Regions from separate parts of the Homo sapiens genome. Here region 2 is linked to region 1. Evidence: read pairs that join two places in POLR2A ChIA-PET (ENCODE). Cell type or tissue: Panc1. All regions are shown on one strand.

Evidence for each region. ChIA-PET counts read pairs that join two places held together with the same protein. Peaks named below come from ENCODE experiments on the same cell type or tissue, not always from the same donor. Only the 100,000 strongest peaks of a DNase experiment are listed, where the experiment ranks them.
Region 2: POLR2A ChIA-PET joins it to region 1 with 5 read pairs; 2 of 35 experiments call an interaction of 5 or more read pairs at or near these places.

Annotation. Positions count from the first base shown.
Region 1 is chr12:131,897,937-131,900,436 of GRCh38, forward strand. The region is part of intron 3 of ULK1 (unc-51 like autophagy activating kinase 1); the gene reads left to right. Among named protein-coding and RNA genes, the nearest start is that of ULK1, 4.6 kb to the left of the region's middle. RefSeq lists an enhancer at 2,230-2,500. In Panc1, no CTCF peak of the experiment used is centred here; no DNase peak of the experiment used is centred here.
Region 2 is chr12:131,510,025-131,512,524 of GRCh38, forward strand. All of the region lies in intron 1 of LOC101929974 (a long non-coding RNA gene), which reads right to left. Among named protein-coding and RNA genes, the nearest start is that of LINC02414, 140 kb to the right of the region's middle. RefSeq lists an enhancer at 1,192-1,241. In Panc1, no CTCF peak of the experiment used is centred here; a DNase peak (open chromatin) is centred at 1,447.

The sequences.
Region 1 (2,500 bases):
TCTGTTAGAGGTCACCATCTGTAAGCACAGTGGTCGAGAGCCAGGCTGACGCTGATGAGGGGCCCAGTCCTGGCTGCCATATGTGCACACACAGCTTCTTTAGTTTGCGGTCCTATTTCTTCCTCTGTGAAGCAGAAAGCACGGGCTGTGAGGGCTGTGTGAGGGAGGAGGGAGTGCTCTCGGGTTGGAGGAGCCATCGTGGAGGTGCTAGCTGCTGGCCTGATTGGGTCTGCCGTGGTGATTTTCAGCCATGGCGTGCCTGTTGCCCGAGATTCCATAACTGATTTCACCAAGGCCCTGTAGGTGGGACATGAGGTTATTTTGGGATGCTGGTACATCAGGGTGGTTGTGACTGGATCCTTAGAAGTAGAATCCTTGGGTAGGAGGGATGCTGGTTTTTAATTTGGGTAGCTATTGCCAAATGGACCTCCGGAGAGGCAATGCCACTGGTCTCTCAGCCTGTCTCCAAGCATGTGTCTCCCTAGGTCCTTGCCAGGAGGGTGGCTCTCAGAGGTTTCCATCGTGGCTCATGTGAGAAGTAGAAAATGACATCTCTTATGGTTTTGCTTTTCTTTTTTTTTTGAGACTGAGTTTTGCTCTTGTCGCCCAGGCTGGAGTGCAGTGACACAATCTCCCCTCACTGCAACCTCCGCCTCCTGGGTCCAAGCGATCCTCCTGCCTCAGCCTCCCGAGTAGCTGGGATTACAGGCGCCTGCCACCACGCTAGGCTAATTTTTGTATTTGCAGTAGAGACACGGTTTCACCATGTTGGCCAGCCTGGTCTCGAACTGACCTCATGATCCACCCACCTCGGCCTCCCAAAGTGGTGGGATTGCAGGAGTGAACCACCATGCCTGGGCGGTTTTCTTTTACATTGGTGATGAATGAGCTTCCCTATCCGAGCATGGGAATGTTAGAAATACCACCTGTCCTTTGTATAGTGTATTTCTTTTTTTTTTTGAGATGGAGCTTCTCTTTGTCACCCAGGCTGGAGTGCAGTGGCGCGATCTTGGCTCACTGCAACCTCCACCTCCCTGGTTCAAGCGATTCTCCTGCCTCAGCCTCCCGAGTAGCTGGGATTACAGGCACCTGCCACCACGCCCGGCTAATTTTTGTATTAAAAAATTTATACAATTTTCGCCACATTGGCCAGGCTGATCTTGAACGCCGGACCTCACCTTCGACCTCCCAAAGTGCTGGGATTACAGGCATGAGCCACCATGCCCAGCCTGCCTGATATATTTCTATATTTTATATATACGTTTTTCTGAGATGTAGTTTCACTCTTGTTGCCCAGGCTGGAGTGCAGTGGCACCATCTCGACTCACTGCAATCTCCGCCTCCCGGGTTCAAGCGATTCTCCTGCCTCAGCCTCCCGGGTAGCTGGGATTACAGACATGCGCCACCACGCCTGGCTAATTTTGTACTTTTAGTAGAGACAAGGTTTCTCTGTGTTGGTCAGGATGGTCTAGAACTCCCGACCTCAGGTGATCCGCCCACATCGGCCTCCGAAAGTGCTAGGATTACAGGCATGAGCCACCGCTTCTGGCCTATTTTAATATATTTTTTAAAGAGACTGGGTCTCACTCTCTTGCCCAGGCTGGAGTGCAGTGGCATAATCATGGCTCACTGCAGCCTCGAACACCTGAGCTCAAGAGATCCTCCCACTTCAGCCTCCTGAGTAGCTGGGACTACAGATACGCACCACCATACTTGGTTAGGCACATATTTCTGGCAAGCTCTTGGTCCCTTTTGTGCCAAGGCTGGAAGGGTACCATGCTTAACACCATGGCCCCTGAGCCATTCTGCCATTTGCTGGATCCTAGCTCCAACATTTACCTGTGTGACATTGGGCAGGTAGCCTCCTGGCACCTCCGTTTTCTTACCTTTTAAAAACTGTTGGCTGGGTGCAGTGGCTCACGCCTGTAATCCCAGCACTTTGGGAGGCTGAGGCGGGTGGATCATGAGGTCAGGAGATCGAGACTATCCTGGCCAACATGGTGAAACCTCGCCTCTATTAAAATACAAAAATTAGCTGGGCGTGGTGGCCCGTGCCTGTAGTCCCAGCTACTCATGAGGCTGAGGCAGGAGAATCGCTTGAACCCAGGAAGTGGAGGCTGCAGTGAGCTGAGATTGCGCCGCTGCACTCCAGCCTGGGCGACAGAGTGAAACTCTCTCAAAAAAAAAAAAAAAAAAAAAAAACTGTTGTGGTTGTGATGGCATCTTGAGTATGTTAAGTCTTTAGAACTGTGCCTGCCACTTTGTAAGTGCTCTGTCAATGTTCTTGAAAGGTAGGTGTCCTTTATATATGAAGCAAAGTAGCTTCTTTGTGATAGGTTACAGGTATTCCCCGCCATGTTGTTTGTTGACTGTTGAGGTTGTTATTTTTGTTCTTATTGTGTTGGGTTTTGTGTATTGGGTTTCTTTTTTAGCCATACAAAATTGTGAAAATGTGAGTGCCTGGGAAGTGTGTGCCTTGGGTCACGCTCTTTGAGTCCAC
Region 2 (2,500 bases), 390 kb before region 1:
ACTTCATATTTCAAAGGAGTCAACTGCCTCTCTCCAGCCAAAATCACCAAGGGTCCAGGTTGTAAATCAAGTGGGGCTCAAGGGCAGCCCCTCCTGAGTTCTAAGTCACTATAGTCACACTTCTGCTCAGGCCCTTTGGGGTCCCTGCCCACCACACAGCCACCTGATGAGCCCCATCTACTCCTTGTCACTCACGGATTCTCTCCTCTCCTCAGTGGGGTCTTCCTCCCGCCCACCGGTGAGCTCCAAGGCTTGATCCTTCACAGCCCATCACACCTGGTGTATGCCTCAGTTTACCCCTCATCACCTGGCCCAATGACTGAGACTCTGTCTCCCTCATAGACTATAGGTTCCCTAAAGGCTGGGACTTGGTCTTTTTGTCTCTGTAACCCCAAAGTGCATCCCAGCACCAGGACTCAGAAGCCCTCAGGAAATGAACATTGAAAGAATGAGTGAATGAATGAATGATGAACAAATGGATGGACGTGCAAAACTGCTGCACACGGATCTGGCACCTCCCTGGAGGAGGTGAGACACGGCCATAATGAGCTTCCTTGTCAAGAGCCCAAGAGCCTGGCAATGACAGCTCCTGGCAATGGGTGCCTATAAAACCCAGAATTGTTTCAGCACTTCGGCTCTCAGAGAAACTGCAGCCAGCTTGTTCTCATAAGACTAATGCAATAAAAATAAAACACCTGTTTCTGGGAAACAAAAATATCATGCATTATTCAGCTACCATCTTTAGATCCTGGGAAACTGTATCTGAAAGGATCAATCACTGAGAAATAGGTACCAAAATGTGCTACTTTTAAAGTGATGGTCTGTTGTTTCTTAAAATGAACAACAAAAGATCTTTGGGGAACAGGCCTAGCTGAAGCTCTCTGAGGACTCTCAACATAGGCAGAGCTGCCAGTGTCCCTGGTCAAACACAGAAGGAGAGGGGTCCCTGGATCTGGAGGAGGCTCTGGGCAGGGGGGATCGTAGCGAAGATGCGCTTTCCTCTCTGATGCCATGACCCCCTTCTGTTTCCCCAAGGCCAGCCCTGGTCTGGGGGGCTCCAGCCTTCCCACATCCACCTGCTCCTGGGTGCACTTCCGTGGGGCTCTCACCCTCACAGCCCGCCCCCAGGATCCCAGATCCCACTCATACAACCCGAACATTCTCTGCTTCTTTCTCGGGAGTCTGGAATCATGATCAGTAAGTCTAGACTTTTTTTGAAAATGCCAATGCCAAAGCCAAAGCCAGGCCATGGGGCCCAAGGAAGCATTCCTCTCATCCTCCTCTGAATACTGGGCATGGAGAAAACCAGGAGACACAGACTCAGAAAGGGCCAAGTCAATTTCCTAAAGATGTTATAATTGCTCACTTCCCAGCTAGCTCTGATGCCTGCAAGCTCTTCACCAACCCCAGGAGGTGAGCGTCATGCAAATGATACCAATTTCCCACCCCCGTCCTGTCTCTGAATAGACAGGAAGTACATGAGTCAGTAGCATTTGACACTCACAGAGGAAGGTGCTGCTGAGAGAGGCCTGGGACAAGCAAGAGGAAGGAACAGACTCAGGGGAAGACTGTGAGGGTGGCATGTGGCAGAGCCGCCCACCAGCACCCAGACCACCTCCTAGGCCCTGTGCACGTGGAGACTGAGTGAGGACTTCCCAGAGTCTGCAGGTGGTGCCCACCCTGTCCTCCGAGGGAAAGTGAGACAGTCACCCCAGGCTGGGCTGAGCAGCCCACGGGTCGCTGCAACCCTCACACTGCACCTCACTATTCCCTAAAGGGCCCTGCAGGACTGGTTCCATCCCTTCTCTGGCCACATCTGTGTCAGGGATTCCAGGACCATCCCCAGGTTCAGAGACTCCCAGGACTCAGGCTGCAATTTATTACAGTGAAAGGACAACCTGCAAAAACAGCAAAGAGAAAGGCACAAGGGGAACCAGGCACAAGCTCCCAGAGTCCCCTCCCTGGGGAGTCACACAGCACATGTCTAATTCCCCAGCGATGAGATGTGACAACACATGTGAGTGCTGTCTATGAGGGACGCTCACTAGAGACTCGGCACCCAGGGTTTACTGGGGTCTGGTCACGTCAGCACCTGTGCCTGGCATAGTCCAAAATCCCAGCCTCTCAGAGGGAAAGCAGGTCCTCAGCATAAACCCTATTGTTTGCACACGCAGCCATTCAGTGAATCAGTGTGGGGGCCTGTTTATCGGCAAAGCTCCCAGGCCCCAGCTGAGGGCCAACCTTGCCAGCAGGCCTCTGCAGGGAGGGCATCTTTGGCCTTCATGGTTAATTCCTTCTGCACAAGTACCACCTCTGTCCCGCCCATGCTCACCGTCCCCAGCCACATGAGCTCCCACCAGCACCTTGACCTCCTGCAGGCTCAGCCTGGCACCGCTCCCAACTCCATCCATGCACAGCTGGCTCCTTGTTGGCATCCAGGGCTCAGATCAATGTCACCTCCCCACAGTCACCTCCTCCCCACAACCACCCAGTCTACAGT